Regions from separate parts of the Mus musculus genome. Here region 2 is linked to region 1. The links are chromatin loops, found by intact Hi-C in ENCODE. Cell type or tissue: heart. All regions are shown on one strand. Each heading gives the region's core, and the rest is flanking DNA. Links, peaks and the distances in the headings are about the cores only.

Region 1 (5,377 bases), core at 222-5,221:
TTGCCTCTTGGGGAGAGGATCCAGGACTTTGCACATGTTAGGAATGTAGTTCCAGCCCTTTCTGTAACTCTAAGGAGCCATGATATTGTGTTTCATATTCCTAAAAATATACAATTTGCCCAGGCGTGGTAGTGCACGCCTTTAATCCCAGCACTCGGGAGGTAGAGGCAGGCAGATTTCTGAGTTCAAGGCCAGCCTGGTCTACAGAGTGAGCTCCAGGACAGCCAAGGCTATACAGAGAAACCCTGTCTCGACCCCCCCCCCCCAATATATATATATACAATTTATGTATGCTTAAAATTTCTACTTCCTAACTAGAGCTTCCCCCAGGCACCAAATTACTTGTATAAAATAATTATATAGGGAGAAATATCAACTAGAGTAATAAAAGAAAATTTTAAAATAGAGCTGAGCATTATCAACTCAAACGCACATATCACAAAGCTAGATGTTTTCTGCGTCGATGTGTTTTTCTGCACAACTACGCTGTGCAGAAAAAAAATCACCATTAAGGAGGACGCCTAGGGTCCAGTGAATGCTTTTAAATGAACTAAAATCAAAGCTAGAAATCAAGTCACAAAATCCTTTATAAACGCTCTACTAACTTTTGGAAAAATTCAAATTCAAATCCCTTTAGTCCCAGCACTGGGGACACCGGCAGAGGTGGATCTTTGAGTTTGAGGGCAGCCTGGCCTACAGAGTGAGTTCCAGGACAGCCAGGGCAATATAGAGAAACTCTTTTCTTGAAAAAGCAACCAACCAAACAAAAACCAAACAAACAAGTTTGAGAGTTTTCCTTTTCTGCTCTTTCATTTTCTTTATGGTCCAGGCCACTACACCAGCTTCTCTAGCCCTCCTGCGGAGTGTTGATAGTTTTACATTTCCACCTAAAAGTTAATTGATTGTGATAAAAAAACAAAACAAAACAAAACTTTTCCAGGGGGTGGGGAGTTCACTTTTAGAATCCCCATATTCTCTAAGATATTTTGCACGCTGTGTGTACATACTTTTTTTTCCCTTTCAGTTTTCCAGATCATGAGATGTACAAAACGTACCACAGATTCTATTTTTCACGCACTAGGCCTCATTTAAAACCTATGTTAATTGTGGTTTGTTATTCTTAAAATATTACTACTTCTGACTCCTCCGGGACCGCAGGTGTAAGTTGTAATCCTGCACCGAGAAAGCACTGAACAAAAAAGTTTCAGTGAATTTAGGCCAGCCGGTAAGAAGGGTTCACCTCTATGGCCAGTCAAGTCTATATGGGCCCGAGAAATCCTAGAGAATCCTAGTGCTTGCTATCGGGTAGCAGCTATTGATTATATTTAAAACCATGATATGTTGTCTTCCTATTTTAGGAAGTCAATTCTTGTTCCTGCTGTCTGTCTCTGTTTCTGTGTCTCTCCCTGTCTCTCTCTCCCTTTGCTACCCCTGAGAGCAGGATTGAGGGCCTGGTGGATGGGAGCGAAATAAGTAATCCCTTAGAAAACAAAACCCTTAGCAGGTATTCCCCCCCCCCCCCACTCCACCCCAGGGCCAAATAAAGTGCTCTGGAAAACAAACCACCTTACCTAAGGTCGTGTGTGTGTGTGTGTGTGTGTGTGTGTGTGTGTGTTTGCAGTTTCCTAACATAACGAGGAAATGTTGGGGCCACTCATTTCTAAGATAGCAAACAGGTTTAGAAAAACTCTTAGGCTTTTTTTTTTTTCTTTTTTTCCCCCCTTTTTTTCTCCTTTTTTGCAGGGTTGAGGAGGACCGTGAAGCCGACCCCTTCAGCCTCACCGTGTGCAAAGTACTCCATCTCCCGGGAACTAAGCCGAAGGGGGAAAGCGACCCCTCCCCTCCCCCACCTGAAGTCCCCACCGGGGCCCGTCCTGCTTCTACCTCGTGGGGCGGATGCACAGAAGCACGCGGAGCCACGGCACCTGTGCGTGCAGCTTCGGAGGGCCTTTCCTACCTGGTCCAGGATTCCGGTGCGGCCCTCTTCTCAAGATCCTCTCTAGCCTCAACAACATGTTCACGAAAGCCAGAGCGCAGCTCGCTGTCCTGGGTCTCCGGGATCGCACGAACTTCACCAAGAAAACCCTCTCTTGGAGTGGGCGGCCCGCGCGCTGAATCCTCACAGTGACCAAGAACCTGCGACCCATGCTCCCGCTGCTGTACTCCCTCAGCGGCGGCCTCACTGTGACAAGCGAGGTGAGAAGCGCCGCCCCCAGCCCCTTCGGCGTTGAGGCACCTCGAGACCCACGCGCCGCCCCCGGCCCATCTTTGCTCCACGCCCATCTCCGCCCTCAGGCGCGCCCCCGAGTCCCAAGGCGCGCGGTCCCCAGTCGCGCGGGAAAGCTTCCCAGAGGCGCCCAGGGGGAGGCGCGCGCGGGCCCTGCCGCATCCGGGGTCCCGCTGCCTCCCGCGCAGGGCACGCTCCGGATCCCGCTCGCTTCGCTCGCCACCCATCGCGGTGACAGCCAGCGCCGCGGGACGCGTGCGCACCGCCCGCCCCCTAGCAGTAGCTGCGCCCTTTCGCAGCCGGCCGGCAACGTCTCCTGCGCCGATCGGCTTTCGCTCCGGTTAACTTTCGGGTCCCGAAACTTTCGTCTATGCCTGACGCCCCTCGGCGAGGTTTCCCTTGCTCCGAGTCCATCTATAAAAAGAAGAAAATAGGAAGATCGGCGAGGCCAGCCATGGGCCGGCCCGCCAATCAGGACGCGCGCGGGCGTTTTGAACCCTTAGCGGTACGCTGCGCTCCTCCGGTTGGGAACAGCGCGCAGAGAAGAGCCGCTGCGTGTACCCGGGACCAGGGCCTGCACGCCGCGGCGGACCGGTAAGTGTGTCCCGGCCAGGCCCCCGCGCGGTCGGGCAGACACGAGGCCGCAGCCCGAGGACGTTGTTTATTTTCGGTTTTAAGCGCGAGCATCCCCGGCTCTTCCTCTTTCCCCGCCCCGCGTCGCCTCCTTCTCCGGTCCCCTCCCCCCTCCCGGCTGCCCCCTTCTCCGCTGCCTCCTCGCCTCCTTCTCCGCCTCCACCCCGGCCCCCGCGAAACAGGAAAAGTGGGGGAAGGAGAAAAAGGAGCGGTTGACCCGAGGGCCGAGTTGATCGGAGCGCCGGCCGGGGACAGAAGGAGCGCGCTTGGTCAGTCCTAGCTCCGCGCGGGTCCGGAGCTCGGAGATTGAGAAAGCGGGAAGTCAAGCCCAGGATCCCCGTAGCAGGCCTGCCCTGGGGTCCAGTGCTCACGGGACAGAGGGCCATCCGTCTGGACTAGTTCTGAGTTCACCGGCGGGAGCCTAGCTGATCTGGGTGGCCCAGATGTGCAAGATGACGTGGGACCCAGGCTAGCTTTTGGAACCTGGATTAGCGGCCCTGAGACTTGGTGGCCTTTCATTACGAGCGCGGGCCTAGTGGTCTGGCTGCAGTAAAGTAGCAATCCACAGCAGGGTGACAGCTGGCAGGGTCTTATAGAGCGGATTCCAAATGCCAGTACTAGACATAGGAAGATGGCAAGGCCTGGAAATAACCAAACTAACCCAGCAAAGGCCTTGCTGCAACTGAGAGCCGCAGGGCAGGTCCAGCTGCTGCTTTTCCATCTTTCCCTCTAGTATGTGACTTTGCAGTGGAACCTTTCAAATCTAGGATCGAAGAATGGATCCGTTAAATAAAATGAGTTTTGAGGGCTCCCTGAGTATCAGTGTAGGGTTAAAACAAACCAGTGCATACCTTGGGTTAGCTCCACAGAGAATTTGAATTTCCCAAATACCGTGGGTGGCCCTGGGGCTTCGGGCTACCCTACCTGGAATTTTCTCCCTCTTCAAAAAGCTGCTGCTCCTCCAGGTATCTGGGCAGAAGGCATTTTCCCACTTCCTAGGGCTGCCATTTGAGTAAGAGAGCTACTAGAGCTCTTCTTTGAGGAATGTAAATATGAAGCTTTGGACTTTTAAGTTCCATTCCCTGTTGCCTGATGTCTATTCTCTGTCTTTTGGATGAGAAGTAACCGCAGTTTCATCTTTGTGTAAATACAATCATGAAGGTTGTTGGACTTCTAAGTGACTTTTTGGCTATGTGCTCTTCAAAAATAATTAATAATGAACTGATAATGAATGTGTGTTTTTACTTAAGCTGAAAGCACCCATTTTATCTTCAGAGTTGTCCTTTGAATACGAGACTTTTGTCCTTATTTTACAGGTGACAAGTCAGGTGGAGAAGCTCAAGTCTTGAACTCTGCTTGGTTTCCCAGGTACAGGCTAGACCCCACCCACGATGATCACTGAATCACCAGGTGCTGAGGCCTCTTTCTGTTGTCAAGAGCCAGAGACAACTGAAAGAGCCAGAGACAATTGAAAGTGAGTTATCTGTGAGTCACTTTGCAAACAGAATCATTGACAGCGGGGACTTCTCTTTGCTGTCTTCCAGTGGCCTAGAAAACTGACAGTTTTGTATCTTTTATAAAAGAAAACGGTATTCTGTTTTGGATTAGCAAACTCATTCTGTAGTGAGAAGAGGAAGTGTTCCTCTCCTCCCCACACAGTGTTAGGGAAGATATTCATCTGGGGCAGGGGGCTCGGGGGTTGGGTGGGTTGGGGGGGGAGCCTTTTCCATTTTTGAGGGGTTCTAGAAATAGAACTAGAGTTCCAGGCAAACACTCCCATCACTGAGCCGCATCTCAGCTCTGTAATTGGCAAACTTCTATTACTGATTTTTAATCTGCATTGTAGGGACCCAGATGCAAATCCCTATGACACAGAAGACACCACAGGGCTGGCTGGGGAGATGGTTCAGTGGATCAAGCACTTGCCACACTAGCACAGGGACTGAATTCAGATCCTTGTAATCCCACTGCCATACAGGTGGAGAAAGGAGATTCCCTGAACAAGGTTGCTAGCTGGGCTGGTCAAATCAGTGTGTTGGGTTCAAGGGAGAAATTCTGCCTCAGTATGTAAAGTGGGGGAGACTGACATTCGACTTCACCTTTAACCCTCACACATCCATCTATACACAGGAACATGATTACACATGCACTCCTCCTAGAACTTATTCAGTTAAACAAAAGAGGCCAGTGAGTAACTGGGCATGTATTTATAATACCTGTACTATAGAGGCCAAGGCAGGGAGAATATGAATTTGAAGCCAGCCTGGGAGACCATGTTTTAAAACATCCACAACAAGGGCTGAGATGATTCGGTGGATAAAAGCACTTACTATACACACATGAGTGCCCAAGTTTGAATACCCAGAGCTCAAACTGGGCCATAGTAGTCTGCCTCTATAATCCCAGTTTCAACAGCTGGCTGGTAGGTGGAGACAGGAGAATCTCCTGAGGGTCTGTTAGCTTGACATACAGATCAGCAAATAAGGTAAAAGACAACCAACCTTAAGGGCTGTTCTC
Region 2 (5,377 bases), core at 93-5,092, 170 kb after region 1:
CAAATGTGAACATTTGATAATAATAAGCAAACAACAATAGCAGTACCTTGGCTCCTCCTATAGGTTGATTTGTATTCTCTGGAAATATCTATTGAAGTCCTAATTCCCAGTACCTCAAAAAAAAAAAAAGTTACTTTAGTTGGGAAAAGAGTTTCAAATGTTACTAGTCAAATTAAGATGACTTCATACTAATGTATTGGGGGCCCTTTTCCTAGTGAGGTACGTATCTGTGCAGGTAGAGGAAACTTGAACACAGAGACGCAGTGGGAAGATGGCCACAAGAATGTGCAAGGACACATAGAGGGAAAGCAGCGATTGGTGTGCTATACTTATCAGCCAGAGAATGTCAAGGATTGATGGTCATGATGGGAACCTCGTGAGAGGCTGAAAAAAAAGATGCCCTCAGAAAGTCACAGTGTGGACAGCACTCAGGCGTCTTTATTCCCAGCTCCGGGACAGGAAGTTTCTGGGATTTTAGTAATCCAGTTTCAGCAGCCCCAGAAACCTCACGCCTCTTACACTCTTCTAGCTTTTTCTCTAGAACACCATGGCCTGTGAAAACCAGCTTTGCTTCTCTGCCCAATATTTCCCAACCCCCTTTATAAAAATAATTAAAATATTTTAATAATTAAAATATTTCAAAACATAATGGACTTCAGTCCTTCAAGTGTCTAGACTCATTGAACGACAATTTTCTTTCATATTTGCTGTAGTTCTTCTTTTCATGCTCAGAAGTAAACACTGCCAATGACATCTTCCATCTCCTGGCCTTTTTCATTTGCATCCCCATCCCTAATTCTTTTATATGTATATATGCATTCGGATATATGCATCCATATATATGCATCCGTATATATGCATCTGTATATATGCATCTTTTATATGTATATATGCATCCGGAGCAACAGGATAACTCACCTCATTACCTGCTCCTAGGATGCTTTGTACAGATCTCACGGAACTGATCACATTGTACTTTGATTGTAGTCTCTATGTATGAGGAAAAATATGACTCTAAGCCTCTGTCTGGTACTTAGGTACGCTGTTCCCTTGGTCAAAGTGAAGTGACTCAATGGGGGAAGGCACTTTCTGCCAAGCCTAAAGATCCAAGTTCAATCCCTGGAACCTACCTGGTAGGGGAGATCCAATCCTTTACAGTATCCTCTGAGCTTCATATACATACTATGGCGTGTGTAACACTCCTCCCACCCTTTAACTTAGTAAATGTAATAGAAATGTTAAAGCTATTGCTCATCTTAAGAGCCTTAATACTGGATGAGCTAGAATTCTCTCTCTCTCTCTCTCTCTCTCTCTCTCTCTCTCTCTCTCTCTAGAAGTTGAAACTATGAATTTTTCTTTTTTTTTTCTTTTTTTTGTTTGTTTCTGTTTTTCAAGACAGGGTTTCTCTGTGTAGCCCTGGCTGACCTGGAACTCACTTTGTAGACCAGGCTAGCCTCGAACTCAGAAATCCGCCTGCCTCTGCCTCCCAAGTGCTGGGATTAAAGGCATGCACCACCACGCCCAGCTATGAATTTTACTTATTTAACAGGGTGGAATTTTCATTTTCCTACAGATCTTCCTCTCTTCCTCATCCTGGTATATTGCTGATAATCTGTTTCCCTGCACTCTTGATCTTGGGCTTGCTTAGACCAGTGGAAAGCAGCAGAAGCAACTTCATGCTAGGTCCCAGCTGACACCTTACTCTCCCCTGTCTCTGATCTCCTTCCTGTGGCCCACTGATAGTGCCCAGTAGCTGCAGAACCCAGAACGAAGCCCGTCTAAAGTCTGAATGCTGCTAAGCCTTACAGAATCACCATAGGCCTGCAGATTGTAGGGGAAAAATGAATGCTCACTCACATCAGTTATTGAGATTTGGGGTGATTGCTGTACATCTTTGCAGCAGGAGAAATTTTACTAGTTCTCTAGAGTCAGAACTAAAGCATATACAATCAGGCTGGTCATCCTGTTTCAACTAAATTTTTTGTTTTTAGTAAATATTCCATAGAGTCATTCTCTCTGTCTCTCTGTCTGTCTGTCTCTGTCTCTCTCTGTCTGTCTCTGTCTCACACACACACACACACACACACACACACACACACACACACACACATATACAGATACACAGACACAGAGACAGTCACACAGACACACACAGACACACATAGACACACACACAGATACACAGACACACAGATACATAGACACACAGTCACACATACAGACACACACACAGACACACACACAAACACACACACAAACACACACACACAAACACACACACACACACACACACACACACACAGAGGACTCTCCCTCAATAAGAGCATATGTCTATTACAGACAAAGTAAGTTAAGTTGTTGGGTACTGGCATCCTCTTAGAAGAGCACATCCTTCTGAGGGAGATAGTGTGAGCTGAAGAGGAGGTGGCCGACTTTATTGTGCATGACGAAGGCTCGCTTGTGGACAGCAAAACAGAAGATACTTTAAGAAGAGCAGTCTCTCTCCTTGCAAGAGTCTCAGATAACACTTTCATTTTCCCAGACCTGCTCAGAATTAGCCCAACTGTTGCCACTGTCTTTCATTTGCATCTTGTGTGTTCAAAGCTACTTGAGTTGTTTTTTAAGTTCCCAGAGAAAGACCAAAAAAGGCTTCATTTTCCCATTTCCTAAGGGGGTAATTACATACCCGGCAGAACAACAAACTTGGGCCCTAGGCCGTCAGTGAAATCTGGTTTCTGTCAGGTGAGAGCTCTTTTGTATATGGAAAGTTAAGAGAGGAATATGGCTTTAGCAATACCGTAGGGAGCTGTGGTCAGCATGGATCTGATAAAAGCCTTTGTTTTCCATGTTTTGATTGGCCCTGTGAGATGTCCCAACGGCTCACAGGGCCATCTGTATTCCTATTAGTGGGACCTAAAATTGCTGACACAGGCTTGCAGCTCGGCCCAGCGGCCTGCCAGGGTAAACTTGTGTAATGTGCTGCACATCCCGCCTAACAACAGTGGTTCTTTTGTCACTTGAACAGAGGCGATTAAGAACATGAGTCATTAAAAAGAGCTTTAGGAAAGCAGGCCATTTTCCAGCACTGTGGCTTTGGGGGAGTTCATAACGTCCCAGACTCCGGACAAACTGAAGGATTTCTCTGATCACCAACAATCTGAATTGATTTGAGAGAAGAAAAAGGAGACTATTCCAAAGTGTCATTTCTAAAGCTTAAAACATGCCTGTTTTTTAAAATGAGAATTGGAATAGAGGTAACAAATGTTTTCCCGAATTTTTATCAATATGGCAAAAGGATTATTTTCCAACCTTAGTAAGTCTGGGAATGTCTGGTTTCCTAACAACGGCACAGGCATTTTTTTTCCATTTCTTCTCTTTACTCCACCCCTTCCTGTTCTCTTTCTCTTTAAATTATTTGTGTTACTGTTGTTATTGACAGAGCTCTTCACATGTTCATGCTGACCCTGAACTCCTGGAGTCAGCCCCCCCCCCACGTAGCTGTGACTATTTCCCCATTTTTAATACATCCAAAAGTGAAAGCATAGGAAAATGGGGACTACAAAGTATTTACTTGACCTAAATAAAAAGATACTGTTACTTAATGCTCTTCTCTGTAGCATTTTTTACAGTACTTTTTGTATAGTTAAGATCTGTGCAATTTCATCTTATTCATTTTCCTACGCTTCTGCTACTCTATTCAGAGACTGACCATATGGCCCATTGGCTGAACTTGGCCTCTTGCTTGTGTGTTGGGACACAGCTTTACTTAAGTATTCACACATTCAGCCGAATGAGCAGTTTCAACAGAGCCTATGTGGCCTCACAACATTAAAATATTTATTCTCTGGCCTTTAACACAAATAGTTTGTAACTCTCTATGATAGGATGTTAGAGTCCCATGCCAAAAACACTTTAAAGACTCTCATAAACATATGTTAGGTGTTTATATATCTGCCACTCACTAGCATTGCCTTCTGAAACTAGTCAGATACTTTATTTAGTAGAGCCAGATGTATATGCGTGTATATAAAATAATCACACACCTAAGAATCATCTACATAAGCCACATGTATTGATTTTCTAAGTTTATAGCATTCATCTTTTATTAATGTCTATTCTAAAAATTTTTTGACAATTTCATAGAAATGTATATATATACAGAGATATATTTATATACACACATACACCAAACATAATGAATTTCAGTCAAGTTTAGTCCTCATTACCTCTCTCATACCACTTTCTTCCACTAAAAATTCTCCTTTTACCACCAAGTCTCCTCTCACTTTCAGGGTGTGTGTGTGTGTGTGTGTGTGTGTGTGTGTGTGTGTGTGTGTGTCTCACTGAGTTCAGTTCTGGTTACTGGCATAAATATGTGAAGTTATTTATTAGAGCACAGGCAAGTTACTAGTGGGAAGAAAGTGACACCCCTTCCCTTAGCAACCGTAACTATCAGTAGTTGCACAGGGAAGGGTGGGGCCTCATGAACCTTATTCCCATCCATGATGAAATGTTGGCAGGTCCAGTCTTGTGCAGGTCTAATGCTGGTGGCCACATTGTAGTGAGTTTATAAGTCATTTTACAACAAGCTTCCCCACCCAATGGCCTTCCCATTTTCTCTACATCTTTTTTTTTTGTTTTTTTTTTTTTTTTGATGCTTCCCAAGTCCTGGAGAGGCTGGTATAGATGATTCAAATAGCAGGGGGCATTCCATTGTCCTTATTCTAACTTTGACTGGTTATGAGTATCTGGATTAACCACAGTCTAGTGCAATAAAATGCCAAGAGAAGCACTAATCTTTGGATTTATGATCTGCCCAGCCCCCATCTCTTGACCAGGTTTACAGTAATAGGCATTAGAGCCGGGTAAGTTCACTATGTCATACAACTAAGGGCAGTGACCCTCAGTTCCCAGAATATAGTACCCACCACTACTTCAGCATTGGAGAGGCAGGGCCTTGTGCTCTCTCCCCTCCTGTGGTTGGTTGTTGACAGTCCTGCTCTTATTCAGGCCTATTGTGGAGGAGGATAGTTGCACAGAGTTCATAGTTTTCCCAGAAGCGTTCTGTAGCCTGCCTTTATATCCTCTCACTCTCACACCCCCCACCCACCATTCCTCCAAAGAGTATGAACTCATAAGTGTTGCTTTACGTTGAGTACATCTCCCCACCTTTTCTGTTTAGTTTGAGATGAAAAACAAACAAACACAAACAACTTGGTGTTGTTTAAAACTTTCTTGATTTTTTTTTGGGGGCTGGGGAGAGGAAGTGGCACACACCTTTAATTTTGGGAAGCAAAGGCAAGAGGATCTTTATGAGTTCAAGGCCAGCTGGGTCTACATAGTGAATTCTAAGTTAGGAAGAGCTACATGGTGAGGT

The links. Peaks named below come from ENCODE experiments on the same cell type or tissue, not always from the same donor. Only the 100,000 strongest peaks of a DNase experiment are listed, where the experiment ranks them.
Region 2: a loop joins it to region 1, with 2.5 times the contacts of the local background. A loop is called at or near these places in 1 of 42 quality-filtered maps.

The regions. Positions count from the first base shown.
Region 1 is chr4:89,292,377-89,297,753 of GRCm38, forward strand. It overlaps Gm12610 (predicted gene 12610), which reads left to right and starts at 2,804. Exons shown (of 10, transcript NR_132431.1): 1 at 2,804-2,821; 2 at 4,177-4,334. It also overlaps a transcript of Cdkn2a not described here. In heart, for the core only: a CTCF peak has its summit at 2,538; DNase peaks (open chromatin) are centred at 1,925 and 2,685; H3K4me3 peaks cover 1,821 bases; H3K27me3 peaks cover 4,448 bases.
Region 2 is chr4:89,467,154-89,472,530 of GRCm38, forward strand. All of the region lies in intron 7 of Gm12610 (predicted gene 12610), which reads left to right. Among named protein-coding and RNA genes, the nearest start is that of Cdkn2b, 160 kb to the left of the region's middle. In heart, for the core only: no CTCF peak of the experiment used is centred there; a DNase peak (open chromatin) is centred at 2,938; H3K27ac peaks cover 870 bases.